Regions from separate parts of the Mus musculus genome. Here region 2 is linked to region 1. Evidence: chromatin loops called from intact Hi-C (ENCODE). Cell type or tissue: left cerebral cortex. All regions are shown on one strand. Each heading gives the region's core, and the rest is flanking DNA. Links, peaks and the distances in the headings are about the cores only.

Region 1 (16,250 bases), core at 5,353-13,352:
AACACTGGAAGGGAAAAGGAAACACCATGAGGAATATGTACATGGAGATCCACAGAAGTGCATCAAGGTATACTAATTCTTGTTTTCCACATCAGGACAGCACATCCTAGAGAGCCTGAGCACATACAAGGAGTGCCTTCGTTATTTGTTAAAAATACAAATCAACTTTGCCCTATAAAGTGACAAAGTGATTTATGGTAATGGAGAAATAATTTCATAAGTTCAGACAGTCCTGGAGATGATCAGTTTTTCCACAACTTTTTCTATGCTATTAGAGGTCCAGCGCTTAACACTTCTCTCATATATTTCCTCAGATATCTCTAATGCATATAAGCAAGATTGGCACACTGTCGGCCTACTCTCTTTTCCCATTAGTGATAGAGGAGGGAACACTTCACATCTTCCCCAGTAAAAGATGGTATTATAATTTCACTTTTTAGAAATATATTTATTTGTTTTTAATTTTCTACATGAGTGTGGTATATATGTGTGACGTGTTGGCATTGTATGTGTACACAGGTACACACGTCTGTGTGCATTCGGAACCCAGAGAAGGACATTGCTGTCTTGCTCTACTAGTCTCCTTGTGCCTATGAGACAGGGTCTTTCACTGAACCTGGATTTAGGTTGGCAGCTTGAAAGCTCTGGCAATCCTCCTGTCTCTGTGCTCCACGAATGTGTGCAGCCATACTGGCTTTTTATGTAGGTGATGGGGATTTGGACTCAGGCCCTCATGATTATAGTGTAAGTGCTTTTGCCTATTAAGCCATCTCTCAAGCTCCAATTACTTTAGTCTTAAAAGTGAAAAATAGAATCTAATTTTTGAATGTGTCCTTTATTTTGAATAAGGTTGAGTAAGTTTTGCTTATTTATTAGTCACTTGCAATTTTTCTATAAATTACTTGTATAGTCCCATATTGGTTGGGTTTTATTTGGTCTTTTTGGCATTAATTGGGAGAACTTTAAGAATTTTCAGTTCTCTACTATGTAGTTATAAAAGTATACGTCCATGCTTTTATGTAGTATATTATGGTTTACTTCGGCTTTTCTAGTCTTTGTTAAGTTTTGCTGTCTATGTATGTCAAGGCCTTAGCCAAAGGTCTCTTTTCCAGGATCAGATCTGCCTCAAGGAAGGGAAAAAGAGCCTGCGGAGGTAGAGGAACACCGCGTCACTAACTCTTTCCAGAGGTTGACAGGGTGAGGAGGGATAAGGGCCCTTCTGCGATAAGGGAAAACCTGTTGTGCTCAACAGGCTCCGGTCCGAACTCAAGAGTGAAAATTGCTTGGATAGACACTGAGTATCTGAGCCATAAATAGGCTAGATTTGTTCCATGCTTGTCTGATTCCTCCAGCTCTTGATGCAATGACCTCAGACGCTGGACTCACTAAGCCCTTCCAACTCCCAAGAATCTGTGGACTGAGCACGTGTGTATGTCTTAGCATTGACTGTATGATTCAACTTCCCAGGCCAATTCTCTTCATCTTCATCTCCTAGGATTGTTAGGACTGCAAGCCACCTACCTAAGATGCCTGGCACATAGTAGGCACTCACTTACTGGACAATTATTGAACTGCTCATTCTTAATCATCTGGGTTTTTACCACAATTTAAACGTTTCCACATCTGCTGTCTCAGGGTTAGGTGGCACCTCTAATACTCCTAGTGCTTTGGGGCACTGAGGAGTGACTAGCTGAGAACTTCAAGCTGACCCGCCCATACATGGGGCGGGACATACTTTTCTGTTAGAGGTCTGAATGTTTTTAGAAAACTCTTGTGCATACCTTTAGGGAGAGTTGTAAGCAGATGGGTGAGCCATGCCTAGTGTCCCTTATTTTTCAACTGAGCTTATAAAACTCCCCAGGCTACACTACATTGCCCTGGACAGAGATTTAATTCTGTTGCAGGGAATGTTGCCAGTTCCTTAATGAAATGCCAGCAGCTCCTTTTCAGCCTCCTGGAACAGAGCTCAGCTCCTGCTGGCTGAAGAGACTGCTGAATAATGGGGGCAGGCAGCAGATTCCAGAGACCAGGTGGCCTGTGTATAGATGGACTATGGAGTCAGAAACATAGGCATCAAGGCCAGGCGGTCATAAATTAGAATAGTTTGTAGGTTACCTTATCTTGTCTAGAGGAAGCGATTAGATAACGGTAGAAGCAACCTCTGATTACCTGTCTGATTTTGTTTTGTGTCTTGTTTGCTTGGTTGGTTTGGTGATTTGAGACACAGTACCAGGGTGGCCTCAGATTCTTCATTCTCCCACATCAGCCTTCCAAGTACTGGGATTACAGGTGTTCACAATAACCAGCTTAATCCTTGCTTTTTGGACAAATATAAGATTGTATCTCTTCCCCCATTCCTTCACCTACATTGTCTCTCAGGATCCAATTGACCAATGAAGGGAATCTGAAAGGGTAGACGCCCTGTTCAATACCATACAACTGTAGAAGAAGGAGCAAGGGCTTAATTGCAGGGGACCTGCTGCCTGCAGAGTGGAATCGTTGCATCATGAAGGGAAGCAAGGTTTAGCACCTATGGGGATCTTTGTGCTCACTGGCCCATCTGCTTCTCAGGAAGACTCCATTCAGTGGAGATAAACCCACTTCCTCCTTCTATCTAGGCAGCATAAGACCCACTCCAACTCTCCTTCAAACCTCCTAAGCCAACAACATCATTCTTTGTACAGACCTGCCCTGAAATCCCTACAATTAGATGTGATTAATTCAAATCACAACACTTAACTGCCTCCTGGGTCTTCAGCATCTGCATTCAACCTGCTGCATAGAAGCTGATTAGCGAGCAAGTTCACTGAGGTAGCCTTTAGGATTAGGGAGAGCACAGGATACGCCACACTATGCCATGACTGTGCTGGTTTCCAGGAAAGGCAAATTCCAAAGAGGAAAATCCTTATTAATTCAAGCCACAAGGGGCCATACTACATGACCTTTCAAGCACGTCAGCTTGGATTATCAATTTTCAGGCAAAGAACATAATGTTTCTAGCCAGCCAGGAAAAAATGTCTGAATCTTCTCTGACTATCATTTGAAGCTATAGAATCCTTAGAAGGAAGTCAGACTGTGGGGAACATTTCCTGTGGTGTTCTAGAGAACCTTTGTACTGGAACTGGACGTGCGTGCTTTTGGCCCCTGTACAGCTGTTCCTTAGCTTTCCTCTGCCAACCGCTCATTGGGAACAAGCCTGGATGCCCCTGATGTGACTCAGAACGCAGCTCACAAGGAGGACCTTGGGGCGACTGTGTCTGGGGAACCGTTCCCACAGACTGTAAGCCATAGCTGATCTCGCCGTCTACCTTCTCTTATTGGTGTTCCGTGGACAAGTGAAGGCTGATCCCGAGAGCTGCTCAGCGTAGAGGTTGTAGGGGCAGACCTGAGGATTATTCTAAAACAGAGGAGGCAACACATGGTATCATTGCAATGCCCAAAGCATCTTATCTTCCCATCAACCAGTATAGTGTGTGTGTGTGTGGGGGGGGGGGGGATCTCGGCCTGAATAGGGGAGGCTCTGGACCACTACACGTTACTATCCCCTGCAACCCATGTACAGTTGGAATACCTTTGTGACTTCCCCTGGTTAGAGAAGTAACACAGGCTTATTGTGGAAATTTTATATTATAAATGATGACACATTACCTTGCCAAACAAAGAAACTCAATGTCTGTATATTTCTTTCTGTTCTAACCTCAAAAAAAAAAAAAAATGAGGATCCCATGAGACATACAGGCTTAGAATAACCAGGATTTTTTTCTCTTGAAAAGGACATAATATATCATGAGCATTTCTTTTATTTTGTTTTGAGAGAGGTCTTGGTAGCCCAACTTGCTCTCAAATTTGAGCTTCCCCTGTTTCTGCCTCTGGAGTGCTGGGATTATTGGTGTAGGCCACTTTGCTCAGTCTATAAGTACTTTCCATATCATGAAATAACCACCCAAAACTTTTGAAACTAAACCTTTTTAGTGTAGTTTTTTACTACTCCAACTGTGCGTATATTTCTCAAGAAATTTAGTTTCTCATGTGGAGTTCACAGAGCTCCCAGGGGGGGGGGGAAAAATCCTAGACTTTGAGGTATATCCTGGAAGCCTTGTAGTTAATCTCACTAATTTGGATTGGATCCTTTGCTGTGACTAATTGCCGATGTAAATCCAGTTTTAATATTTTTATTGCTATTATGCTGTTACTCCGTTTTCCTAATGATCTTGGAAATGGGACAGTTCACCTGCTAAATTTGAAGAGAAGTATTGGGTGGAGTGATTGGGCCTAGAGGCGTGTCTTCTGGTTTGAAGCATACCACGTGTTCCGCTCATTCTTACCTGTCCTTTGGGCAGGGAACCTGGACAGCGAGGATCCTCTGAAGCACACTCATTCCCAAATCCAGAAATGTACTACATGTGACAGAGATACAAATTTCATTGTTACCGAGCTGTACTTATTTATTTGTGTAGGTGTGTGTGCACACTTGTGTTCACGAATACATGTTTACGCGTGTGTGTGTGTGGGGAGTGTGGGTGAAGCTGTGGTGTATGTGGAAGACCACAGTGATTTTGGGTATCTTCATTAACTGCTCTCCACCTTCAGAACTGGAGGCTCACCACCAGGCTGACTAGCCAGTTTGCTCCAGGACTCGCTGACTCTACATCTTCCAAGTTAGTGCTTTCTGAGAATCCAAACTCTGATCCTGACACCTGAGCTGCAAGTGATCAAGCCATATCCCCAGCCCTTTATAGGCTTTAGAGAGCATTTTTACAACACTGGCATTCTACAAAGGCAAGAATAGCCACAAGGGCATGTATCTGTGTATGATGTTCTCTGTATGTAATATCTGCTGGGTCTTGGCTGGTGAACCATTTAGGAAATAAATATGTGTTGCGTGCATTTTAAATATTTGCAGTTAAACCAGAGGAATGCTGGATATTTCACAGACTGTTCTACCCTTAACTGTTCCTGTCTGGTTTTATAAGCTTGCTTTTAATGATCCCATTTCAAGAATAAGCTCTTTAATTTTGGTCCTGTCTGAAAATTCCTGGGAGGGACATGGATTGGTCATCATTTTGACTCCAAATTAGCAGTAACTTGCTGGGTGTACATTGCAGCGCCTTTTCCTTTGCACACCCTAAAATAAAGAAACAAACAAGAAACTAAAACCTCAGACTGAAAGGAGGTATGGGGATTTATAGCAACAGGCACGTGTTTGTTAGAAAACTCCTTCCACAGGAGTCAACATCATCTGGGTTATCTATATAGTGTGTGTTTGGGGGGGTGGCATTGGGCTATACACAGACAGTCTGGTCTCCAGTTGAGCTGAGGTCTGAACCCTGGAGTGGTGATAATTCACCTACATGGCACGGTAGGTGTCCCCTCATGTATCCTGGAACTCAAGGCTCCTGTTACTGCCCCCACAGCCCCCACAGGAGAAGTGTGGCTAGTAGTCATGTAGACAATGTCCCAAGCTTCTGACCTTCAGGCTAGACTCCTCCCAGTTACCTAGCAACAGTAAAGATAACAGTCCACCATAAGAGGGGCTGCTTGGCCCCACCTCCCTCTCTTACTCTCTTATTCTCCTCATCCCCTCCTCACTCTCTCTTTCTCTCTAACCCCTTACTCTAGTCTTTCTTCTCTCTCTCCTTTCTCAAATTCTCTCCTCTTGGTCATGGCCAGTCTCTCTCTCTTTTATTTTTTCTCTTTCTCCCTGCCTTTCTACAATAAAGCTCTAAAACCATAGACTGTCTCTGTTCATCAAGGCCTGCTGCACTTGGATGATGGGATAGGCTTTCCTCTAATGAGCCATTTCTAGTCTCCCAATGGAAGGCCTTCCTGTGCTCCAGTCAAGGCATGGACTAAGGACTCTTGCCTTCCTGGGAACCCCTCTCCCTCAGCCCTTTCTCCCATAACCCCGGGGCTGAGGGTGTCACCCTGGGGCCCCAGGTTGGGGGCTGCCCCTTGTCTACCATCTCCCCCAACCCCCAGGAGAGTGGGGTCAGTGGTTTAGATGCCCACCTGGGCCGAGTGGAAAGCATCTGGCAGCCCTCCCACTTCCACCTGCCCAGAGCATAGGAGGAACTCTGGCTGGACATGGGCTATCCTCCCTCCCCCTCTTCCCCCTGCCCCCTTAGTTCCCAACATGTGTGTGTGTGTGTGTGTGTGTGTGTGTGTGTGTGATGTGTGTATTTGCATTTGTGTGTGTAGTGGCTATTCCTGGTTGTCAACTTGACAATATTTGGAATGAACTACAATCCGGAATTGGAAGGCTCACCAGTGACCCTTATCTGGAGGCTTGGAGATCCTTATCTGGATCTTGGTTTGAAGATCTTGAGCCATAGTGGCTATGGATTCCAGAAGATTGAATCTCCGAGTTTAAGGAACACACCTTTAATCTGGGCTACACCTTTCATCTGGGATTAAAGGTGTGGTGGAACACACCTTTAATCTGGGCTACACCTTCTGCTGGAGACAATATATGGACATTGGAAGAAGGGAGTCTAGCTCTAGCTCTAGCTCTTGCTCCTGCTCCTTCGCCTGCTTGCTGCGTGAGACTGAGTAACTGCTAGATCCTTGGACTTCCATTCACAGCTGCGACTGAATCATTGTTGGGAATTGGGCTGCCGACTGTAAGTCATCAATAAATTCCTTACTATCTAGAGACTATCCATAAGTTCTGTGACTCTAGAGAACCCTGACTAATACAGTGTGGATACAAGAAAAGAAGGGCTGAGTTAAGGACAGACAGAGAGGCTTTCAGGAGATATTCCAGCCTCCAGTCTTTTCAGAAAAATTCAGTGGAGCCTATTGTGGCTGCCATCTCTTAGGTTTAGAACACAGAGGGGGAAATTAAGTTTCTCAACAAGATAACTTACAGCATCCCTTGAAAAATTTAAAACTTCTATGGTAAAGACTGCTTTATTGATGGTAATTGATAAAGATCTCAGTTATCGGGTTAATGGTCCATAGACCACCGAACTAGGGACCATGTAACTGCTAGTTTGAGTGAAGTCATTCCTGTTTCTTGGGAAATGAGTGCACAGCTGATATTTATATGCTGGCCTACAAACTGTGAGAGCCATGGTGGCTCGATATGTCAGTTGCCCCAAGCCTTAGATGCATCAGAATCCCATTAGCCTCCTTGAACGTCTTAATTCCCTCTCTGGAAATTTATTTACGAAATGGTTGCATGAAATCATGCTTATGATCCTTTGGGCAATTTGAGGATGAGCAGCAGATTCCATAGCGTCTTGACCCAGTTACTGCTCATCCATTGTGACCCCAGACTCATTCCTGCAATGCTTAGCACACCGGACTGGGCTATCCTCCCTCCCCCCTCTTCCCCTATTCCCCCCTTAGTTCCCAACATGTGTGTGTGTGTGTGTGTGTGTGTGTGTGTATGTGTGTGTGATGTGTGTATTATTACCCCTGTGTACCTTGTGTCTCGGCCCATGGAAGTTATCCAGTGAGCATCTGTGGGGAGTTTCTCACACAGGAGGTATGCATGATTGCCATGGTGACTGGGACTCGAACTCCCTTTGCTCTAACTTAAACAGGAGTTGATTTTAGCCTAAGATAAGGAGAGCGCAGCCTTACTGGGTGAGTGAAATATCACCATATGAGCACAGTTCTTTAAGAGATATAAGGAGGATGGGTGTGGGTGGAGGGTAGGCCCTTCAAAGTTCTCGGCAGCAAGCACAAGAATGAGCTGGATGTAACGGACTTGGATGTGTGAGCGACGATCAGGCCAGCAGTGTCTATATTTGGAAAGACTATGAAATGTTATGACCTAGAAAGCAATGGGAGTGAAATTATTCATTTGCCATCAGACACAGTTTTTTGGGGGCGGGGATGGGGAAGGGGGTGTTGCTTGGGGTTGAACTTGAGGCCTCATATGCATACGTGCTTTGCCACTGAGCAATATCTCTCAACCCCTACGTTTTTTTTTTTTTAATCTCTCTGAAAATTTATCAGACCCCCCCCCCCCCAACTGTGAGTTCTATTATAATGAGATTTGTTCCAAGCTGCATGCAGTTTGGAATTATAGCTTTGGGGTAATGGCAGAGACCATCCGCTACCCTGAACCTCCACTGAGTACAATTTTCTTCTCTCAAAATGAGCCTCATGCTCACCACCAACAGGACTGAATTCGAGCTGCTGAGACTCAGTAATGACCTCAAATTATCTTCAGTTCTGTGAACAGAATTGTAGATCAGCGGCGACAGAAGCCGCGGAGGATGACAGAGCCCTCTCTTTTGTTGGGCGGCGGCTTTGTTCCTATCCGCAGGGAAGAAGGGAGGTTTGAGCGCTGTCCGGGCCAGCTGAGCTTTCTGGCAGGCTGGGGTGGATTTTACTGATTAACCTTGCCTGCTCTTTGGAACCGCTGGCCTCTGAACAGAGGTTAGAGGCGCGTTCGAAACGAAGAAAACGAGAGTTAGTGATTCTAAAGCATTTGATTAAGGCTGTCCTCTAAGGAAAAAGGAAAAGAATACAGAAAGAACAGCTGTCGGTTGGGAAGGCAGCCACCCAAAGCTCTGAGGGGAAGAGTTTAGGGGAGGAAGGGAAGGTGGGACGGAGCAATTTTGAATCCTTGTTCCCCCTGCCTCCTGGAAGTGCACTAGCTTAAAAAGCAGGTGGCAGCTGCTGAGTCACCATTAGATGGTCGGTCTTCCTAACCCTCCAGGAGCAAAATTAGAGAGGCGTCTGTAAGAGCTTTTAGATGAGGCTTTTTGCCGCCGGAGGCTTCGCAGTGGAGGGAGCTGTGTTTTGCAGCTGCTGTCTCAAGGCTTCGGAGTCCAAGGACAGAATCTGAACTCTGGGTTTATCAGCTGTGAAACCCAAGCTGCACTCCAGCTGCCTCTGGGCTTATGTAAAGATGCACTTTCCGCAACAAAACAAAACAAAACAAAACAAAACCCTGACATTAAGCGAGCGTGTTTATGTTTCCTTCAGCTCAGATTCCTGAATAATTTGATGCTATATAAAAATACGATCTTTTTTCTTCCCAAGAGAATCATATGCACACTTGCTAAATGAAAGAATGCATTTCAGGGGCCCACGTGGCTTGGGTACATTCACTTCTTTAGCAGTTCACTGGCACACAGCTTTTCCATTCTCCCCTGGTCCCCAGGATGTGATGTACTTAGCAGACTCATTTAAAGAGGTTCGAAGTCAGGTTCCAGGTAACACCTGAGGGGGGGAGCACATGGGCACCTTGTTTCCTTTTACTGGGTGTTCTGGAAATAGAGACAAGCATGGGGGCGGGAGGTAGAGAGGAGGGGGGCAAGCCTAGGGCTCCTCTTAAAAAAAAAACTGAAAGGATCTATGTCTTCTGCTAACTAGGTTCTTAGGGAAATTTGAACGTTGCTGTTGCAGGCTGAGTAATGGTGTGAAATGATCATTGTGTCTTATTTTTTTAATGCCTGAAACTAAGAGTCAGGCTTTGAGTAGACTTATATTTAAATAGGCCTAGAACTTTGAAACCTCAACCTCCTGACAAACCATCCTCAAGACGCTTAGTTAACAATGAACCAGGAGCCAAGTGGGTGGCTCAGCCGGTGATCTCTGTACTTGGGAGGTGCAAGAAGAAAAGGGACAGGTCATTCCTCTCCACAATGAGCTCAGGGCCATCCTGCGCTACCCAACACCTTGTTTGGGACTAAAGACAAAAAATGAGACAAAAGGACCAGCCAAGGGACTTGGGGCTCACAATTGTCAGGTAAAGGAAACAAAGCAGAGTTTAAACTGGCCAGAAAGCTAAGAGGTCAGTTAGTGACAGTAAAGTCAAGTACCTGTCCCTAGAAGGTAAATTCATGGTCAAAGACGTAGTTAGCCATCTCATCTCAAATACCTTTCCCTGAGTATGGGGCTGCGCAGAACAGCCTTTGAGTGTGAAGTTTAGAAAGTATCTTCTCACAGCTAATTCTATCTTCCTGGGTTGGCCTGAGGAGGAAGAGCAGACATTTTTCCCTGGAGGCTCATGTCATGGGGTCAAATGCAGTTTTCATGCCCATGTCACTAAGAACCTGACTAGAGGCAGCCAGTTCTTCCCCTGGTCTCTGTCACCCTTGTTACTCTGTCTTCTCTGGTCTCCATTCTTTGAGAAGGAGTCTAAGGAAGGGCTCCCTGACCTCTGGCTGCCTCACCCAAGGCCTGAGGTAGTTTTCCAGTTGTTCCAACATAACTTGGAATGAACTTGGAAAGGTGAACAGATGTATTCCTTTTGCAGATAGAAATACAGAAGCAGCTTTGGGGGTGGTGAGATTCTAGATTGAGTGCACTCGAAATGTAATCTCACATGTTTTGTTAGGACCAAGGTAGAAGGTAATCTACAGAGATCTGAAGATAAAGGAGGGGCTTTGAAGATAAAGGAGGGGCTGAGAGCCAAGAAATGTGGACTCTTTAGAAACTGAAACCAGAGAAATCTTCAGAGCCCCCCAGACAAGCACAACCATGCTCACAGTTTGAGGCTGGCCCCGGTGGGACTGATTTCAAATATCTATTTTCCCAAAGTGCAGGAAGAGTGTGCTGTTTTAACCCAGTAAGTTTATGGCAATTTGGTGTAACCCAACAGGAAACCATAGGTCAATGGGTCCTCTCACAGTAAGAATCATTTCAGACCCAATCTAGTGAGTCAAGGGTTTGCTGGTGGGGCCCGAAGTCCACATGTGAAACCAGCTTTTTATTTGAGGAATGGTCAAACAGAAGTGATGTAGTCCAGAATGTAACAAATTCATTTTAAACATGATGCAATTGTTTTAGCTTTTGACTTTTCTTTCTCTAGCTGTGATTTTATGTAAATATGATTTCACGAGAGGTTGACATAGCCATTGAAATGATGGAAGGAATGAAAGATGCTAAATTTTTATAATGTTTATTGATTGGGATGGGTCTGCTTTGATCTGGCTTTCTGTATTTAGATTTCTGACCTCTGAAATAACCTTTCCTTATGGAGATTAGACAGCAGGCTGGGCAAGCCTTTGAAACTGAGAACAAAGGCCAGCATGCCATTTGCATGTGGTAGCGTTTGCATAATAAGTTGCTTAAAAATTGCGGCAGGACAGGATTTTAGATATGATTTATTTATAAATGGTAAGGATGTTTCCTCCCTTGATGAACTTCCTCTTAGGATTTCCATCAGAAAACAAAAACTATTATGAATTCTCCTTCCTCCACATCTTCAACTGGCATAATGGTCCCCATTATCTATGCCCACTTCCCCCTCGATTCTCATCTACATATCGGTCCCCTCTTGGGCACCTCCATCCGTGCAGCAGCTCCAAGACAGCTGAAATACTAGGTTCCTGGGATTCACAGATCTTTCTGTGTATTATGCATCTTCACACAGGCCTTTCCTCTGGTCTAACTAATCCTTTGTCACTTCACCCAGTAACAGCTTCTTTTGAGAAGTTTTTCCCTTCCCAGGCTGTGTTGACTGCTGTGTCACAAACTAACACTGAATGAAAGCTAACTCTAAATCTGATGTGAAAACAAAGGAGAAAAACTCCTTATTCGGGAGTTTAGCACCTTCACGGTATCTACTAATTAGGGACCCTCTAGGTTTACCATCCCAGCCTTTACTGAAAGGCTTCCTGGCCATGTTCAATTCCTGCCTGCCCTACTCAGCTTGAGCCAATGTGCCAGGGCATTCTAGTTATGGTCGTATACATTGAGCACTAGGAAGAGTTTTAGACACTGGGGACACACTTCTTTTCCCTGACCCAAAGGTCCAACCTAGCAGGTGCCACCAACCCTCTTTTGGGGGCCTGCAATTCAAACTCTTGACTTCTACTACGGCCTCCACCATTTACCAGTAGGGACCTTGGATGAGTCCCCTTGTCTCTATGAACCTTGCTTTCCTTATTGGTTTAAAATAGAAAAAAAAAAAAAAAAAAGCATGTACTCACTAGGTTTAGAATGCTAATGGACCCTTAAAACACCTAGCACATGTAGCACGTGGCCTACTAATTCTTCTCAATGGCACGCTAAATAAAAAGTACTGTCTAAAGCTGAGTCTGGACTACCAAATGGCTAAGTAGATGAAGCACACTGAGCTGGCTGGCATGAAGCAGTCCAGGAGGGTGCAGCCGCAAGGATGATAGAGAGCAGTGGGCAAGGAGACCCAGGGAGAAATGCATGCATCCATTTAGAAGGTGAGCTCTTAATAGGTTCTCAGATCCACACGACAATATTAGGACTTAACAAAGGCAAGGATGCTACTGCTTTTTGTCACCTCTTGCTTGTCACCTCAGCTCAATCACATCTACTACCATTGTGGTGCAGTATCTGATCACGGGGTTTAGGCTGAGCTCCTTCGTGTATGTGTGTGTGTGTGTGTGTGTGTGTGTGTGTGTGTGTGTGTACATTAACATGAGCCTACAGAAGCCACAGGGCTAGAAGAGGGTGTCAGAGCCCCTGGACCTGGAGTGTGAACTGCTGAATGGGTTCTGGGAACTGAACTCAGGTCTTCTGGAAGAGCAGAGAGTATTTTAACCACCAAGCCATCTCTATAGCCCCCAACCCACAAGTCTTTTTCAACTCTGACACCAGGAAACCCCACACATTCTTGCTGAAGAAGGCTAATAGACCTGTCAGACATCTCTTCATTCCAGCTCTTCCATCCTTCCTTCCTTTCTCCCCATTTCTTTTCTGTCCTTTCTTTTTCTAGTGTTGGGGCTTGATGTTCCGTCCAGGTTAAGTGACACCCCTCCCCTAGAACACTCTCCTGTCTTAATCCAAATCCAGCCAGATGGTTTCTTACCTTTAACTCTGCCATTTCCCTTCTGCTGGAGGGAGACCCAGGCCAAGGAGTTTGTGAGGTACCAATGTTCCCGTGTCTCTTTAAAACTCCTCTCTGGACGGATGTTGTTGATTTTTACCAGTTCTCTGTGTTTCCTTGGTCGGGAGGTCACTCAGGGCAGAGTTGCTTAACTGACACACAAGTTAGAAACTAGTTAGAAAGTCCAATGTGCTTACATCGAAATTCTTGCACAACCTTTTTTTTTTTTCTTTTTTTTAACCCCAGGTCATTTCTGAGAGCTCCCTCCACCTCCCCAGGAACTGGTCTCTTTCACCTGATATAAACATTGACCAATTATTTGTTCCACTTTAAGGAAGTCTTTTTTTCCCCAAAGGCAGAGGATGTAAAGCTATCTAAGAGTTAGCACCTGCCAGATGTAACAGAGAATTCTCTCTTAGTCCTGACTCAGGTCAGGAAGGTGCAGGGCCAGTATCCAGTGCCCATGGAAAAAAACCTGCAATGTGCTTTGACCTGGTGCAAGCAGCCCGAAGAAGGGCACAAGGACTGGATGCTCTCTGCCACTGTCTCCTGTGCATGAGCTCAGCTCCCAGATCATGAACTGCTGACAGCCTCATGTTGGTTGCATTTAAAGTAAACTGGGATGTTTGCTGTCACTTGTTTTGAATGTGTTCAGTATGCTTACAATTCTTTAGCCATTTGTTTGCTAATGCCTTTACTCCTCTGAAGGCAGACTGCTGTCCAGCTGTCTTCTGAACTCCCTTGTCCCTTATCTTAGCCATTCATGGCTATCACTGGACAGTAGCAACTTTATGACTGGTGGTGTTCAAGGAAGGAAACGTATACGGAGAGACTAGTCTAGGCCAGATTTCCCCCACAGACATTACCTCATTTAATTCCACAAAAACAATTTTGCAAAGTAGGTTTTATTATTCCAAACTCAGATTCGACAGCACAGGAAGGAAATACAGCTGAGTCAGTCAACTTAGCTGATTCTCCAGCAGCTAAATCCTAATTTGTAAACAAATGGGCAAAAAGAAGAGAATGATAAATCAGACTTTTGCAACTAGAGGGTTCTGATAGTAAAGGGCTTATTGATCTGTAAGAGTTAAAGGACCCATCTTGGAACAGAGTCCCCAGTACAGGAATGACACCACTAGAGAGTAGCTAGAGCATTGTTCCTGCTTTACAATAAAATCTGGAGTTAAAGAAATAGGAAGCATTCACACTGAGCCTATAGATAAGAAGGGCAGGACATACAAGGCCACAGAGACTACCAATTGGTTGATTGGTTAGTTCCAAAATCAGATGTAGAGTACCACTGAAGGCCGATCTTCAGCATACAGAAGGGGAGTATGAAAGTGGTTTTCTTTGCTGATTAATCTTGAAGTTTGAGCTTAAATGGCTTCCTTTTACCTCTTTACTTTTCTGTTCTCTGGCATGTAACTTCTTACTGTAGGACACCTCAGGATGGAGGGAAGGAAGAAAGAGAGAGAAGGAATGAAGGAGGGAGGGAGGAAGGAAAGAGAGGAAGGAGTAAAGGAGGGGGTGGAGCGAGAAACCATCATAGTAACTACAAACATTGCCTAGATTCTCCCTTATGTGCCCCTTGAACACAACTTTACTGTTCCCTCTGTCAATAGCATCTTTAGCTGGCCACAGTGGCATACACCTGCCACCCCAGCGCTTGGGAGGCTGAAGCAAGAAGATTTTGAGTTCAAGGCCAGCCTGAACAACACAGTGAGACTCACTATAAAAAGAGTCAAGAGATGGAGCCTTTTTCTTCTCTGCATCTTGGTAAACATGATGTTGAAAAACATAACACAGTGACTTGAAAAATTGCACAGATATGTGTATATTTCCTGCTACCTCAGACTAATATGTAAAGAGGTGGAACTAGCTTCCAGGGGCCAGGCAGCAGCTCCACAGCCCATCCTATCTGCCACGTGTGGTTGAGGCAATCCAGGTACCAGATGGCTGCAGACATGTAATTGATTCCAGGTGAGACCAAAAGAACCATGAGGTAAACCCAGCCCAGTTCGGTGGCTGAAAGACTTGGGAAGAAACAGAATGGCATACCCTACATTAATGAGTTTGGGAGTGGTTGATTAACAGTATAGATAATTTAACCATACAGCTAAAAATTATATGTTCAGGTCTAAAATGGATCCAGACTGCCTATCTGAGTTCATGTCTTTAGATTGTGGGACTAAGCAACCTTCAGAGCTCAGGACTGTGGCATACTGTAGTTGCAATGCGATGGTTTGCTTGTGAATGAGGTTTTCCACATGGAGGGCCAGCCCCGTGGGCATGTTAAGAGAAATAAGGGATGTACGTACAAACTCGTGGACTAATTTCTGGCAGGCAGCTTACAGGGAACCACAGTGCACGGATATATGACATTATATGGCATATAAACTCTGGGTTTTATATACAAACTTAGTAGTGGATGGAGACCCCTGTATTATTGAGGCTAACTATACAGTACACAGACTTGAAACATAGTAGATTCAAGGAAAGGAATTCTTGCATGCCTGAGTTTATGAGAACCTTGGAGCTTCATTACCTACTGCTAACTTTCTCTGGTGGTTAAAAAGACAACACACAGGAGCCTATGAGTGACAGGGAACAGCCTCGGTGCTGTGCTTTTCTACAGTGCCTGCTTGAAGGCAGGTTTATGTGTTTCACAGCCGAGTGTGGTGGCACATGCCTTTTAACCCCAGCACTTGGGAGGCAGAGGCAGGCGGATTTCTGAGTTTGAAGCCAGCCTGGTCTACAGAGTGAGTTCCAGGACAGCCAGGGCTACACAGAGAAACTCTGTCTTGAAAAACCCTATATAAATATTAATAAGTAAAATTTTAAAAAAAGTGTTTCCCTGCGTGAAAGACAAAAGGAATCAGAAAAGCCTGGCTGGATAAGATTTGATTTAGGTTTCTGGAAATGTTTAAATCAAGATTAACCTATTAATACGATTTAGGAAGTTCTCCTATGTAGGCTAACTTAATTTCCTTCCTTTTCTACTTTTATAACAATGATTCAATAAATTATTTGCTTTGCAATTACTATGTCAGGTATTGTGAGGTAAACATACAGCGGATGAGAATAATGAAAACAAAACAAAACAAAACACAGGTATGGATGACCTTGATTCTTTGTGTAATGGCTTGCCATTTTAATTAACCGAAGCAAATATATATATATATTTGACAGAGAAATGGAGGGTCAGTACACTGTATGTGGGGCAGAAATGGAGGGGCAGTGTGTGTGGGGCAGTGTGGCTGAACTTAGGAGTGGGTTGTGTCTCCTACTGAGAAGCCTTCCAGGAACAGGAGTGTTTGGGCAGATTCTTGAAGCAGAGGACACAGAGGTTAGCTGTATAGGAGAGCCACTTTTAATAACACACCCAGCGGAAGGATGACACTGTCAATGTTGGGGATATGTGAGCCAAGAAGCAAGATTTGAAGCTCGCAGGCATCCCCTTGCTTTCTCATCTAGCAGGTTG
Region 2 (16,250 bases), core at 3,462-11,461, 67 kb before region 1:
AAATAGGCATTTTATACTCATCTCTTTGTGCCCCAAGCACACAAGATTTTACAAGAACCCTTCTAGGAAACTGGGGTGAATTCTGCCTCCTAAGTTTCCTTACCACAGCAATTTTGAATCTCCAAAAGCAGGAGTTTAGAAACTTCTTTGTGTGTGTGTGTGTGTGTGTGTGTGTGTGTGTGTGTGTGTAAAAGTGGCCACAGAGGCCCATGAGAATCCCTAAACAACACAGACTATTGCTATTGCTCTTGGTGCTTACGACAAGTAGATGGCAAGACCCCACAGCACATACTTTGGTTGTAGGACATAGAGCAGTCGAGCTGGACCTGGGCCAGAAGCTTTTCACAGTGCTGGAAGGTACTGCTCAGGCTCCTGGAGGATAAAAGGTATCAGCAGTCTTACCCAGCTATGGACCTTGTGTGCTACAATACTGGACTATTTGGAAATATATGTCCACTGGCACACTACGGGATCAACTGTTACAAACTTGAGGTGTGGTATTGTAAACCTAGTCAAAAGGTTGTGACTTGGCGAGTCATGTGTCCTACTGAGGAAGCTACCACTGTTGTCTTACTAAACAGACCTGCTGTGCTAGTCAACGTGCCTTCTCAATTCACTCTTTGTGTTCATGCCCATAGAGCAGTGCTGTGCTCAGCGTTGGTTGGAGAAGCTTCTTCTTCTCTTTCTCCTCCTCCTCCTCCTTCTTCTTTTTCTTCTCATTCTCTTCTCTTCTTCCTTCTCCTCTTTCTTTCTCTCCCCTAACCCCCAGTGGCAGAAACATGTAAATCATCAAAGGGCTGATAAGTAGTGACTGTCAAATGCTCATCACTAAATGGGACATCGAAATCACACCCTTAAAGGTTCAGGAAACATCTCAGAGGAGAGAGTGGAAAGAAGGTAAGAGTTAGAGAAAGGTCTGGAGTGTTGTGGAGCACCGTCTTCTGGGAATGAAAGAGCAATTGCTCTCATGAGTTGGCAGAAGCCGTGATTACCAGCACAAGGCTTGTACAAGATTGGGTCCTTTAGCATTCTAGTATGGTTTGGAGAAAGACTCTTCAGGCCCTCTCTCTTCCTGGGGATCTATATATAGGTGGTCAACTATTGCTGGGGGAGGAGTCAACTCATGAGGCCCCATTTTTCTCAGATGAGCTAATGGTTGCTTGGGGAAGACATTTTCTCCAGTGATGTAGCTACTGGTTGTCCATGCTTTTCTAAATAACTCCTCACCCATACTCCTGTATGTAACTAATTAGACTCTCTGGACCACCAGTAAAAAGGACATGAGAGCAGGAGGAGGAGGAGCTGGGAAGAGGACGGGACTCAGTGGGAGCAGAGGGGCACAGGAGAGTGACAGTGGATGAATACGATCAACATACATTAGACATGTGGATGAAAACGTCCCGTGAAACCCATCGTCATGGAAACTGACAAGGCATCCCATCATTATTCCAGTGGGAATAACCGGTATTTGAGGACTTGAAATACATAGAACAGAGTAGCATGTGATACACAGTAAGCACTCAGTGAATTGTATGTCCCTGCAAAACAAAGCCAAATCCCAGGCCTTTAACAGTCATCTTGAGTCATGTTTATGAGAACTCAAAAGCACAGGAATAACCCCTTAAACGCATGCAAATATTTCACTTTAATAATGCTTCTCTTTCACAAATACATCCCTTTCCAACTTTGTAAATGGGCAGCTTATACTCACATACTCCCTGAATTCCTTTATTCTTTTCACCTTCTCTTCCCATATCAATGTCTTAAAAGGGTTTTTTAAAATCTTATTTATTATTTAGAATTTTACATCCTAAACCTGCATCTTTGAGAACAACTTTCTTCCCCCCCCCCATTTCCCCTCTCCTCCCCTTCTCCATCCCCGTCCCTCCCGCCCCCCTTCTTTAAATTGAGTGTAATAATTTTTCTACTGCCCTGAAGCAGGCTTTCTTATGAGTCGATTTAGCTTCATATTCATTTGGACATGGAACTACTTTGCAGATATCCTGCTCTGCCTGTTCACTGCATGACTGTCAGCTACGGGGGGGTGGGGGGGTGGGGGGGTGGGGGGGGCGGATAACAAGGATCCAGCTTCCATTTCTTGTGTAATTTCTCTACTGAGCCCAGAAGATTGACTAAGACGGAATGGTGTAAGGTATGCTTCATGCAGGGGTGCTTAATAAATATTTTAAAACAGTATTAGAGTGTTGAATAAATTTGACAGCAGTGCTGTTGCTCATCACTTCAGTGCCAACACTTTCTAGGCCCTGTCACTGCCTAGCAACCACTCCCCCCACATACCTACATGTCCCCGGAAGTTTGAGCCAAGTTGAAGCTCTTTTTTGATCTAGCTTTCCTTGTTGGTGTTATTGTTTCCATTGTTGCCTCCTGAGGAGTGTTTTATGGGAAGCTAAGGACCCTGCTGTGTGCCTTGAAGTTGATCTTTCCCCTTAGTGATAGTGTGTGGGGGTGGGGGTGGGGGAGTGAGGAGTGTGAGTGGGAGGGAGTAAGGAGGGGTGGTGACAGGGGGTGGAGCATTGGAGGGGGGATGGGAGCGGGAGGTGCAGAGATGCTGAGAGCTGCATGTTACCTTCATTTACTCTCCAAATCATCTTTCCTGTTCTTATTCTCTTGAAACAGAGGTTTGTGGTGTACCCCAGGCCGGCCTTGAGCTCAGAGCTCCTGCCTCAGCCTCCCAAGGGTTTGCGGGAATGCACTGTTATTCTGCTTGTTACTTTCCTATCTGAAAGGATGTCTTTTACTTTCAGCACCTGAGGAGTGCTGAGGATTTAAGAGAGGTGTTTTTGTTTTGTTTTGTTTGCATTTTCACTAAGGTATTTACTCAGGAGTTTCATTCTTTATTATTTTCTGATCTACTACAGCCAGGTAAAACTTGCTCTGTAACCCCACTCTCCTTTTAAACAGTATTTTATGTCTTCAAAAGATAAGCTTATACTTAGGTGGTGAAGAACCAGTCTGCCTCCATCTTAGGTTTAAAAGCCATCTGATAGTAAAGACAAACTAAGTTAAACAAATTAACTTGATGAATTAAAGCTGTTAATTAATCAAAGATTGGGCTATGCCCCACCTGTAACCTTAACTACAAATGGTTCTGTACTGCCTGTTCCAGGAATAGCACTCACATTTTTGTTTCAAAAAGTTAATGTTTATCTTGCAAAAGGTTTGTATGGGTACCTTGTATGACTACCTGCTGTTATGACTGCCTTTGTGTCTTTGTTTCAGGAGACTAACTTATTATGCCTATATTCTGCTCCTGTAACTCCTATTTTGCCACAAATCCCCCATTTAGAACTCCTCTACCTCTGAGCTATAAAAGCCTTCCTCACATCCAATGAACCTTGCCTTAGGAGGAGGCAGGGGGAGGCAGCTCGTGTACAGGAATAAAAACCTGACTTTAATTAATCTGGACGAGATGATCTGAGTCGGTGGTCTTTCTCCTCCCATCTTTGGGGTTAACAGTGGATTGGTCCTAAAGTGGTAACCTTTAGAAAGCTTATTCTCTTTTTTGTTTGGGGTGGGGCGTAGCTAGGGAAATGTTTGAAAAGCAATTTCATTGTTTTCAATGTCTCATTTAATTCCAACAACCTTGCTAGGAGTGCAGAGTCAAGGTCATTTCTCCAGGGTAAGAAAAAGGAAATTTGGGAGACACTAATGACCTTGACTAATGACAAGGTCACCCAGGTTGGAAGAACCCACCCTGGACTGTAGGACTTCAGGAGTCACAGACAACCCAGTTTCCCAGTCTCCTCTAGTCTACTCAACTTCAGGAAATCAGTTCTGCAAACAAGTAGTAGCACAGAGAGAAAAGGAGTTTACCACCAGACAAGAGGAGGCAAAACGAGAAGCAGTGCGCACGCGCAGAATACGCGGGACGAGGGCGTGAAGGAGGATTGGCAAAGGCTCCACCCAGCCTCGAACCCCACCCCTCTCCCGCCCCTTCCTGCCAGAGCGCCTTGTGCGCGCGCAGGCGCACTTCCTGAGCCTGAAGGTCAGACTCGAGAGGGCAGCCCTCATATCCGCGCAGGCGCAGATGTGCGCCGGGAGTCAAGATGTCGGGTTCCAAGTATAAGCCTGCGCCCCTGGCCACTCTCCCCAGTACCCTCGACCCTGCCGAGTATGACGTGTCTCCGGAGACCAGAAGGGCGCAGGTCGAGCGCTTGAGCATAAGGGCCCGGCTTAAACGGGAGTATCTGCTTCAGTACAACGACCCCAAACGCGTGTCGCACATCGTGAGTGGGGCCGGGCGGGACTGTGGGCCGGGGCAGCCGCATCTCGCGTGGGCACACGCGGGGCCGCCCAGCTCCCTCCGTGTGCTGGACACCGGCCCCGAGCCGCACAGCCCTTGGCCCTTCAACTTCGGCCTTCGGCTCAGTGGTCAAAGGGATCGGACGGCTTCCCCCTTGGTTTAGAGAAACTTGTTCCACTCTGCATAGTCTCGGCTTTCTTGTCTGAAACATGGCCATAATATGGTCCTTCATATCTTTTGAGGCAGATTAACACATGACTGACTAATCTAGCACAGTATCTTCCTCGAAAAGGGCGTGCTCAAGCCCGGTTCTCCCAAGTGTACTGCATAAAAAGCTGTTTTGTGCCATTCAGCTCCTAACTCTCAAGGACACTTCTTTCTTTCTCTTGAGAATAGGGGTTGTTCAAATGAAGTGTGTTATAGAAGCTGAGGCTTTGATGCATTCGGCTTTGGAAGCAGACCTCATGGCCCCATATAATAACCAACTATGATCCCTGGGCAATTTACGTAATCCCTCTCAAACCATAGCTTTTTTGTGTTCTCGTGGAAAATGGTGTGCATCCGTCAGATTTGTGAAATCAAACAAGAAAGTACGTAGCATTACTATGTATGTAACATACATCACTAAAAAAATATTTTGGCAAGTGTGCTTTTAGACAGTTTCTTCTGTAAAAGCTGTCTAAATATCTCAAATGGGATTTTTTTTTAAATAAAGATTTTCCAACAATTGCATACATATTCTCTATCATTTTTGAAAGTTAGAACAACCAAGGGAAAGTTACACAAAGTGGTCAGGTTCAATGCTAGTCTCCAGGTGGCTCAGAATGCCAGGTCCTCCAGCCACAGCCTCACATACTGGGGTTACTGCCACTTGAAACCCATGCCTGGTCTGAAAGACATTTAAAAAAATTAAATGTCGCAGTCATTCACAGAGGTTACTGTGTTAGTCTCTTGGCTTTCTAGATGAGACTGTATGGACAGTGACACCCAGAAACAGGTCACACACCCTAGTCTGTGTGACTTATATTACCTTCTGCACAGATAGAGTATCCTCAAGCAGACCTTTGTTTACATGGTGAAAGAGATACACCTGTTCTATACTATAAGCTAGATAGCATGGGATTGTTACTATTTTTTTTTTTTTTTCAGACAGGGTCTGAATATACAGCAGCCCTGGCTGTCCTGGAAATCAGTATGTAGAACAGGCTGGCCTTGAACTCACAGAGATCAACCTGCCTCCGCTTTGTGAGTGCTCACATTAAAGGCATGAACCACAACACGGGGCCTGTTTGTTTGTTTAACTTTTTAAAAGTAACTAGAGTAAGGCCTCAGTCAGATGTGAAGTTTGAACCCCCAGTCGTCTGTTTTTTGATCTCTGTAACCCAGGGAAGTTTCCATTTCGCATCTCTAATAGAAATAGAGACACCTGCCTCCTTAGCTGCCCCATTAATCGTTTACCAGCCAAAACTTGTGCACCCTTTGTCTAGTCTTTAGGGGTAACTAATTAGGTCAAAAATAACTGCTCAGGACCTATTATGAGACGAAGATGCTGAGTTGAGAGTACAAAGCCAGCTGGAAGTCCCTGGCCTTGTAGAGCTACCTGTGTTTGGAATGGGGATGACAAATACTAAGTGCGTTAGAAATCTGAATCATTTGGTGTTTGAGCCGGTGGTGAGTGGTACAGAAAATAAGGGTGGGGTCAACCCTGCGTGCACCAGGGAAGGAAGCACCTGTTTGGAACAGGGCTTTGGGCATCTTGTTTTTGTTTGTTTGTTTTGTAGTGTTTGGGATCAAATCCATGGTCTCACATGGGAGGGAAGCGCTCACCACTGAGCCACAATCCCATTCTTGGAGCATGACATTTAAGTAAGGATCTGAAAGAAGTGAACCAAAGGAGTTAGCTTGAGGGAAAGGGAAAGAGTGTGCCAATTAGAAGACACTGTAGGTACAAGACCAGCTCTAGCATTTAATATATCTCAAACTATACCAGAGAGCTATTTCAAAATATGTTAGCAGACCTAGTACTCAGGAGGTGGAGCCAAGTTTCATTTTATGTCCTTATAACATGATTGCCTTTTTAAAAATAACATCTTTATTAATTGTGTTATTTTATTTTATATTAGATGCATTGGTGAGAATTACATAGAATGTATTTCGATGATGAAGTTTTGTTTCTTATGAGACTGTTATGGATAAAATAGTGGGGGGTACAGTGACAAACCGAAGTCAAAGAGATCCCTGCGACTTGATCACATGGACCTTGTATGACATTGTAAAGATCTCTACTGAGGAGGCAGTCACATAACGGAGACTTAACAAAATCTCTCAAGTTTGTTTCCTCAAGAATTGTCTGGGAGGAAGTGAGGGCAGAGAGGGAGGAGCTAGGAGGCCTCTGCAGCAGTTAAATCTCTGTAGTAGTTAAATCTCGCAGTTAATGGGCTCTGTGACAGTAGTTGTGAGATGGCAAGGTGTGGTGAGAATAGGATGGGCGGTATTAAAAGCAGATCCAGCCGGCTTCAGCAGGGTGCAACTGTCTGGTGTAGGAGACAAGGGGAGGATGGTTCCAAGGTCAACAGGAATGTGATAGGAACACACGTGGTGGTGGACTGAAAGGAATATTGGCAGATCAGTTTATGGTACTTTTAGGACTCCTGGGTAGATGTTGTGTTTAACATGGAGGTCTAGGGCTAGAGGTAGGCTGTTGGTAGCCATGCCCATATGGGCTTAAAGTCATGTGACCAGATGACCTCTTTCATGGAGTGAACTTATGTAAGAGAGCCCAGCAAAAGTTAAAGCCCGATGTTAAAACACTGAAAAACAACAGAAGGAAAAGAGCAAAAGAGATGAAGAGAGAATGGGCAGAGAGGAAGGAAGCCAAACAGAGATGGACTCGGGAAGTACAGAGGAAAGTGTGAGGCTTTCCCACACCAGAGGCTGCTGGCATTTCACTGGACATTGAGTGGTGACATGGAAAGCTGCCTCAACCCCCTCCCCCATTTACTTAATTCATTTGTTTGGTTTGTTTTTTAAAATAAGTTTTTTTTTAAATGTTTATGTTTGGCTTTTTAAATTTTTGTTTATTTATTTAATGTATGAGTGCTCTGCTGCATATACATCCTCAGACCAAAAGAGGGCATCAGATCCCTTTAAAGATGGTTGTGAGCCACCATGTGGTTGCTGGGAATTGAACTCAGGACCTCTGGAAGAGCAGTTCATGCTCTTAACTGCTGAGCCATGTCACCAGCCCTACTTAATTCATTTGTATGAGTGTTTTGTCTACATTTCTGTATGTGTACCACATATGCCTGATGCCAGAAGAGGCGAGAAGTAGACATTGGATCATTTGGAACTAGACTTAGGGATGGTGGTGAGCCACCAGGTGGGCTCTGAGAACTGAACCCAGGTCCTTTTCAAGAGCAACAACTAACCACTCTTAACCACTGAGCCATCTCTTCAGCTTTTTCCTCTGGTTTTGGTCATGAAGTTACTGGTATTTTGTGAAATGAAATGTCTATTCCAGAGACAGATCTGGAAGCTATTAAAGTGCAGACTAGTGAGTGACTGGTGACTTGAGAGGTCTCATTGTGTGGCATTCAGATGCATTTCATCTCTGGCCTTGCTCTGCTTGTCCGGTTACTATTATGCGACCATACTGTTCATTTCTAGAGCAGCAGGAGGTTAGGTTTAGACTTCTCTGACTGGTAGTGAACTGATCACCTTTGCAGTTGAGGGATTTCAACCTGATTGAAAGGCTGACTGCATCTCCATCAAGGCTCCCTTACCTTCGAGCTATAGCTGGTCACCTCAGGGTCGAATTGCTGTAATTCAGCTTAGTTTGAAATGTAAATGTCGAAGTTATTTCAGTCTTGCCAATCATGGCTGCTTGGTGTTGGTTAAGACCTTAGATGTTCATGCTGCATACTGAAGACTAAAGCTGATTTTATTTGCTTATTTTAATCTGCCAGTTAATTGGCGAGAATAATTTTGTAGAATCATTTGGGGATTTAGCTAATTAAGTTTAATTATGTGTTTGGGGTAGATTTTCTATTCTTAGGAGATTATTTTAGTATAAATATATTAAATTACTTTTTTCTTAGCCAAGATAAGCTGATTTTTTTTTTACAATTTTGACCTTTTGACCTTTTTTTTTCCCCAAGACTTTAGTAGTGTGGAAGGTAACAGTTTGCTTTTCAAACACCAGCCAAGTTAGTTTAGAAACTTAGGGTTCATGGCGAGAGGTATAGCTCAGTGTTAGGGCTCATGCCTTATTTACATAATGCCCCTGGTTTGATCTTCTGAACCAAAAGAAAGCAAAAACATATAATTCAGAGTTAGGGTAAGCCTGCTTTCATCTTCCTGCAACTGACTTAGCAGGGAAGGCCGCTTGTGACAGCGTTAGAAAGGATGCTAGAAGCAAAATAGGAAGCTTGATAGAGCATCTGAGATCTCTCTTCATCTGGGCTGTGGGGTGGGTCTCATGGCCACTTCCAAGAGAGATAGGAGGTTAAGTCTGTGGGACATTTAAAAGTGATGAATCGGGAGAGGTGGCTTCTCGGATAGTTTAAAATTAGGAATCTTACATTGGAAATAGAAAGCTAGAGGGGAGAAAAGAATCTTTAAATCACGCAGAATTTGAACAGGATCATCAGAAAGTTGTGCATACCTATGATCCCAGCACTTGGGAAGCTGAGACACAGGAGGGTTGTCATGAGTTTGAGGCCAGCTTGAGCTATAGGTTAGCCAAGGCTACAGAGCAAGACCGTATTTAATAAAAACCAAAACCAAAAGAAAAGGGAAAAAAGGAGGGGGGGGGAATAAAGTTTCTGAATAGTAGAACCAGTCAGGTGGGAGTCATGGCACAGTCCTGTGATTCCAGACTTGGGAGGGGGAGATCAGAAAGCCTGGGTTCAAGGTTGGTGGGCTCCTTCACAGCAGCCCCGGTGAATTCTCCCTCAGCGTGGCCTCCTTAAGGTTGACGAGTCTGTGTTTGTGTTCCTTTCAGGAGGATCCTGCCTTGATTCGCTGGACCTATGCAAGATCAGCAAATATTTATCCTAATTTCAGGCCCACTCCCAAGAACTCACTTTTAGGAGCTGTGGCAGGGTTTGGGCCCCTCATCTTCTGGTATTATGTTTTCAAAACAGACAGGGTAAGTATTAGGGCTAGATGTTTAGCTGGTTTGAGAAGTCCCTCCTAGGTGCCCCCAGCAGTTCCTAGTGGTGATGGCTCCCAGTGTCTCTTTTGGTCACATGTCTTTATTCCTTTCTCGGAAAAGTTGGAGTTTTCATTTGATTTGATACTTTGTTTTAAAAAAATCAACAACATGGCAGCCTATGGCTCTTTCAGGTTTAATTTAATGGTGACTTTGCAGTTTATAAAAAGTAACAGAAGGGTCAGTTTAAATTTATGAGAGTAGAGTTCAGTTCATGAGTCTTCCTGGGTTTTTTTTCCCAGATAATATGAGAAATTGTAATGTGATGATTAAGCAAGTAAATACCGTAACAACTTTTTAAAAGTTAATTTTCTCATTAGAGGGTATATAGAAACTTGATTTTACTAAGACAGGATTGAGATCTCCCTATGTCACCCAGGCCAGTCTCAAATTTCCAGCCTCCTGAGCACTGGGATTACAGGAATGAGTGACCCTGTCTGGGTTAAAGCTGAACTTGTTTTGTGTCTGACCTTCGGATACCCTGGAGTCCTTTAGCTTTGCTGGTGCATTTGTTAGAGATGGTGTGTATTGGATGAGCGTTAGCAGAACATATGGCTCACTTAGCTCTGTTGCTGAGCTCTGCATGTTAGTTACTCTTCAAACACACGAAACCCCAACAACGGAAGCAGGGGTAACATGCCAGTTGCTGTCTTCAGAGGCCTGGCTGCGTGGTCCCAGAGAAGGCTGCTCCATTCCCGTTCCTGGCACAGTCCAGCGCTTGTGTAGCCATGTAGACTAGAGGCCAGCCGCCTCCTCTTCGTGAGCTCTTATCTTTTGGTTGGTACATCAGCATGCGTTTCCAGAAGTTGTGTGCATTTACTTTTGCTGTCTGCTTTTGAAGCTAGGCATGGTAGCTCATACCTGTAATCCTAGCCCTGGGGAGGCTGAGGCTGGTGGAGCACCATGAGTTTGAGGCCAGCTACGTTAACAACTGAGTTCCAGGCTAGCCTTGGCTGTAGGTTGGGATTCTGCCTCAAAACAAGACAGAAATGATTTCTGCTTAAGAATGGGGAAGTTCCTTTCTGACCACTAAAGAATAGCTAAGGTACTTTTGAATGATGCATTTTCTTACCGTCCTAACTTTAGCTCCTTATTACTTCCTCGAAGTCCTTGGGCTTTAGGAGATGGGCTTACAGTTACGTTTTTATTCCTGATTTGCCGTTATTCCATTGTACTCGTAAGAATGACTTGCTTGCTAATATTTTATCTCTTTTTGTTTTCATCTATACAGGACAGAAAGGAAAGACTTATCCAGGAAGGAAAACTGGACAGAAAATTTAACATCTCCTACTAAGTTCGGCAAGGATGACTATTCTTGCATAAATAAATCTCCTATTAATTAATCACCGAACAGTTTCTTTTTCTTGGATTTATTGCCGAAGCATGTTAATACCTTAGAAAACAGAAGCAAAGGTCGGCTTGTGCTGGGAACCTGTGTGTGAGAATAATGGTCAGTGAAGACACATTTGTTTATTCATTGCATCTGTTAGTCAGCAACGGAGTGTTACCTGTGGCCAGCTGGGGTGCGCCCTGAGGGGACAGTAGTCAGAGTCGGAAAGCACAGCTCAGAGAACCCTGAGCAGCTCAGTGTCTGCACCTTTCCTGCCTGAGTCCTTGCGCGTCTCCAGCCTTCTGTGTGAGCACAGCAGAAGGTGGCAGCGAGCGTGACACACATTGCAGATCCTTGGGAACGTGAGCTGCTGCTGAGGCGCTAGCTCTCTCTGAGAGGCTCGGAGCCGACAGACATTCAGTTTGGTCTCTGAAGTCCCCGAGGCTGACAGGCCAAGCTGGAACGGGAAAGAGCAAGGCCTGCCGGGTTTGTCTGACCCTGCTGCCTCTGGAGTAAGAAAGTGAGGATGGCGAGATCACGCTGAGGAACAGAAGGATGGCAGCTAAGGGCACAGGCTGGAAAGCCGGCCTGCAGTAAAAGCTAGCTGGGAGTTAGCAGCTAGAATTCTGGTCTCCATTTTCTTTTTATAGCATGGAGATAGCAATGCCTTTCACCTCATAAAGCCATGAGGATAAAAATGAAATAGTATGAACCAATAAAAACCACCGCTATCCTCCCTGTAGTTCAGTTTGGAACTGGTGGGTTTCATCCACAGCGATAGTAAAGTTGAGCCTGGTTGGGCAGCATGCTGTCTGAACTGATTTACATATGTGTTTGGTCTTAGCTTTGAAAGCATATGCAACTAATCTCTCATCTGTTCCCAGCATTAGCCTCCATTACCACAGACAGCAAAGCCTGAAAGGCGGGCCTGGGAAGAGGGAGAGGCTCCCATAGCATTCTGAAGACCTCTGTACACAGAATTTCCCCTTCAAACATGGGAAAAGGCAAATGTCCTATCTCCATGGTCAAGAGTTACCCAGGCGATACCTGTGTACATCTCAGGTGCCTCAGAATGACCGGCTGAGCCCTTCCTACACGGCGGAGGAAGGCATTAGGGCATACAGCAAGGGCAGTATGGTGCTAAGCCAAGTATTAGCAGCAGTGCGACTGAGGATGGGAGGTGGCTCAAGAAGTATACCATTTCATCGTCGGCACCGTGCCGATCTCTAACCTGCACACATTAAACAGCATAAAACTACCAAACAGTATAGGAGGGGTAGCCATGGTCCACACTGCTACAGCTGGCTGTGGGGCTGTGGTCGTCTCAGTCCTGCTTCCTAGATGTCCCTTCGTTGGCCATCACTTTAAATGGGGATTACTTGACTGATGGAGTCACTGGCACCTTTGTTTCTAAAGCCAGGGCTATACAGAGAAACCCTGTCTCGAAAAACCAAAAAAAAAAAAAAAAAGACAGTCTTAGATACTCTAGATCACTGTCGTGATCAAATGGCTACAGGTGCTTTGAGATGGAAGCACCAAGATATTCTAGTGAGTGCCCTGGGCTCCCAACAACCCTCAGTTGTATGGCAATAACGCCAGTGCCCTTGTGGCCACATACCAGTGTTGCCAGTTATGAATCAGGCTGGCAAAGTGCAAACCTTTTTGGTTGACTGACTCCCAGGTACAAAAACCCAAGTGACCTGAATATAAGTGAAGTGTCTAGATTACAGTTTCCCTGGAGGGATACTTGTCCCTGTCCCCCACAGTGGATCAGGGTATCTTACTCATCAAAGCCTAGATTGGGCCAGTGGGTGGGGGGATGGAGTGGGTAAGGCACTTGCCACCACGACTGAAACCCATATGGTTGAAGGAGAAAACTGAGTCCTACAAATTTTCGATACGTGTGAGGTGCAGCACACCACTTGCCTACAAGCACACAAATTTAAAAGAGAAACCTAAATTTGGGGATCAAGGATATAGCTCAGTGGTAGAACGCTTGCCCAGCATATGAGAGGCACTGGGTTTGATGCCCAGCTCTAGGTAGGAGAAAAGTAAACCCAATGTATAGGGAAAGAAAGCGCGTGTTCCATCCCATCACTAGGAGGGCAGAAAGGACCAGTCCTACTGCTGGTCGCTCCACCCAGGAAGGCTAGCCGTGGCACTGTTTCCGACCTCTGCTTCACAGGATTACTACAGCATTGATCGTGTGTGTCAACCTCTGGGATGCTGTCGGCAAGCTGACACGGTAGCTAACCTTTAATAGGTCTTGCTGCTGTTCACTTGCATCCTAGCTCTGTGGTGGGCACCTCCCCACACACCTCAGACTATCACTGGGGCCCCACAGTCATTGACAATGAAAGGCTCTGCATCTCATATGGAGATGATCTTACCCTACAGCTGTCTCATTTCTCACGGCCTAGAATACCTGACAGTGTAAGGGAGGGAAGATGTATTTTGGCTCATGGTTCACTCCACGGGGGAGGGGTGCTCAGAACAGTCTAGAGCAGATCATATCATGGCAGCCAGGACACAAAGCAAGATGATGCACCTAGTGGGTTTTTTTTTTTTTTTCTGTTCCTTTTGTACTGCATCTAGACCCCAGCCTGAGGCGGCTGCCATTCCTGCTCAGGGCAGGTCTTCCCACCTCATTAATCTGGAAACGTCTTCACAGGCACACCTGTGTATGCTTTAGTAGTGTGCTAGGCACTTCTCAAACAATCAAGATGACACAATCAAAATCAATCCTTGCAAGGCTGGAGAGTGAGTTCAGTCAATAACAAGCATACTGTGTAGGCATGAGGACCTGGGTTTGATCCCTGAACCCACTTAGAAAGCCAGAGGTGGTGCAATGTTAGTAATCCCAGCTCTGGGGAGGCAGAGACGGGTCCCTGGGGCTTACCACCCAGCCACCCTGACCTAACCTAATCAGGACCTCCTGGCAGGTGAGAGACCCTGACTCCAAAGCCAAGGGGGTTAGCGCCTGAAGAACAACATCCAAGGTTCTCTGGCCTCATCCATGCACACTCTAATGCACGTGCATCTGTGCACAAATATGTGTGCATGTGAACACACACACATATACACACGGGGAGATTATGGGACCTGGAATAATAAGGAGCCCGATCAATTAGCAAACAGTTTGGGGTCAGAAGTCACCGAAGGTGTGAGAAATGATTCAGAGGGTCAAGCCTGGAAGACATAAGAAGTAGTTGTTGTGATGGAAGAAAGCTTTCGTGAAGAATGCGATTCTGCAAACATGGGCCTGCAAGCCGCTTTAGACCTACAGGTGCAGGTAGGGATTGCTTGACTCATGTGATGCTTATTCTCAATTTACATGTCATTCCTAACTTGTCCCTGCCCTCCCCCCACAACAGCTCTCTGTCCCTACCTCCCCTTAATGTTCCTCCCTCCATTTTCCTTCAGTGCTGGGAACTGAACCTAGGGTCTTTGCACATGCTAAGCAAGACTCTAACATTAACTTCTATCTACAGTCCTACCGCCCTTTTACTTCTTATGAGACAGGGGGTCTCATTAAATTGCCCAGGTTAACCTTGAATTTGCAATCACCCCGCTCAACCTCTTGTGTAGTCTGGATTACAGGCCTGAGCTATATCAGATCAGGCTGCTATTCTTGATTTTTGTTTTGGTGGTTCTGAACTTGAACCCAGAGGCCAAGCATGCTAGGAATACACAGAACTACATTGCCGGCCTGAAGGTATTCCCTTCCTTAGGACCTCCTTTCTCTTTGACAGAGTCTTACTATGTAGTCCATTCTGGACTCACACTTGAAATCTTCCTGCCTATGGCTTCCAAGTGATGGGATTAACACCATGCCCATGGCCACTAAAGGCTATTGTAATTGTTCTCCAGATTATAATGGGCTATGCAGACTTGTTCTCATCGGTTTTTTGTTGTTGTTGTTGTTGTTGTTGTTTTTTGTTTTGTTTTGTTTTGTTTTGTTTTGTTTTTTGTGTGTGTCTTGACTAAAGCCAGTTATTTTTTCCTTTCTTATTTTAATTAGGTATTTTCTTCATTTACATTTCCAATGCTACCCCAAAAGTCCCTCATACTCCCCCCCACTCCCCTACCACCCCCCACTTCCACTTCTTGGCCCTGGTGTTCCCCTGTACTGAGGCATATAAACTTTGCAAGACCAATGGGCCTCTCTTTTCACTGATGGCCGACTAGGCCATCTTCTGATACATATGCAGCTAAAGACACGAGCTCCGAGGGGTACTGATTAGTTCATATTGTTGTTCCACCTATAGGGTTGCAGACCCCTTTAGCTCCTTGGGTACTTTCTCTAGCTCCTCCTTTGGGGGCCCTGTGATCCATCTAATAGCTGACTGTGAGCATCCATTTTTGTGTTTGCTAGGCCCCGGCATAGCCTCACAAGAGACAGCTATATCAAGGTCCTTTCAGCAAAATCTTGCTAGTGTGTGCAATGGTGTCAGCGTTTGGAGACTGATTATGGGATGGATCCCCAGGTATGGCAGTCTCTAGATGGTTCATCCTTTCGTCTCAGTTCCAAACTTTGTCTCTGTAACTCCTTCCATGGGTGTTTTGTTCCCAATTCTAAGAAGGGGCAAAGTGTCCACACTTTGGTCTTCGTTCTTCTTGAGTTTCATGTGTTTTGCAAATTGTATCTTGTATCTTGGGTATTCTAAGTTTCTGTCTTGTTCTCATCTTATTAGGCAGCAAAGATAGAAGAAACTCTACTTCTTAGTCAGGGTTTCTATTCCTGCACAAACATCATGACCAAGAAGCAAGTTGGGGAGGAAAGGGTTTATTCAGCTTACAATTCCATACTGCTGTTTATCACCAAGGAAGTCAGGACTGGAAATCAAACAGGTCAGGAAGCAGGAGCTGATGCAGAGGCCATGGAGGGATATTCTTTACTGGCTTGCTTCCCCTGGCTTGCTCAGCCTGCTCTCTTATAGAACCAAGACTACCAGCCCAGAGATGGTCCCACCCACAAAGGGATCTCCCCCCTTGATCACTAATTGAGAAAATGCCTTACAGTTGGATCTCATGGAGGCATTTCCTCAACTGAAGCTCCTTTTTCTGTGATAACTCCAGCTGTGTCCAGTTGACACAAAACTAGCCAGTACACATTGCTATGAAAAGTCACCATGACTAAGGCAACTTTTATAAAGAAAAGCATTTGATTGGGGCTGGTTTACAATGTCAGAGGTTCAGTCCATTATTATCATGGTGGGAAGCATGGCAGAGTGCAGGTAGACACAGTGCCAGAGGTGTAGAGGTTTCTCCATCTTGATTCAAAGGCAGCTAGAAGGAGGCCCTCTTCGCCAGACAGTCAGGAAGAGGGTCTCCTCCACACTGGGCAGAGCTCTAGCATAGGTCCTCAAAGTCCACCCCCACAGTGACAAACTTCCTCCAACAAAGCCACATCCACTCCAACAAGGACACACCTCTTAGTAGTG

Evidence for each region. Hi-C counts contacts between places; a loop is a spot of excess contacts. Peaks named below come from ENCODE experiments on the same cell type or tissue, not always from the same donor. Only the 100,000 strongest peaks of a DNase experiment are listed, where the experiment ranks them.
Region 2: a loop joins it to region 1, with 4 times the contacts of the local background. A loop is called at or near these places in 3 of 42 quality-filtered maps.

The regions. Positions count from the first base shown.
Region 1 is chr16:37,576,838-37,593,087 of GRCm38, reverse strand. Hgd (homogentisate 1, 2-dioxygenase) reads right to left here and starts at 12,935. Exons shown (of 14, transcript NM_013547.3): 1 at 12,752-12,935; 2 at 4,326-4,397; 3 at 3,309-3,397. The coding sequence starts at 12,766. In left cerebral cortex, for the core only: no CTCF peak of the experiment used is centred there; DNase peaks (open chromatin) are centred at 7,677, 8,283, 8,616 and 9,019; H3K4me3 peaks cover 545 bases; H3K27ac peaks cover 2,613 bases.
Region 2 is chr16:37,642,177-37,658,426 of GRCm38, reverse strand. Ndufb4 (NADH:ubiquinone oxidoreductase subunit B4) reads left to right here and starts at 4,059. Exons shown (of 3, transcript NM_026610.1): 1 at 4,059-4,247; 2 at 9,267-9,413; 3 at 10,708-10,825. The coding sequence starts at 4,068. The coding sequence ends at 10,770. In left cerebral cortex, for the core only: a CTCF peak has its summit at 7,381 (motif pointing right); DNase peaks (open chromatin) are centred at 3,946, 4,550, 10,130 and 11,139; H3K4me3 peaks cover 1,883 bases; H3K27ac peaks cover 3,804 bases.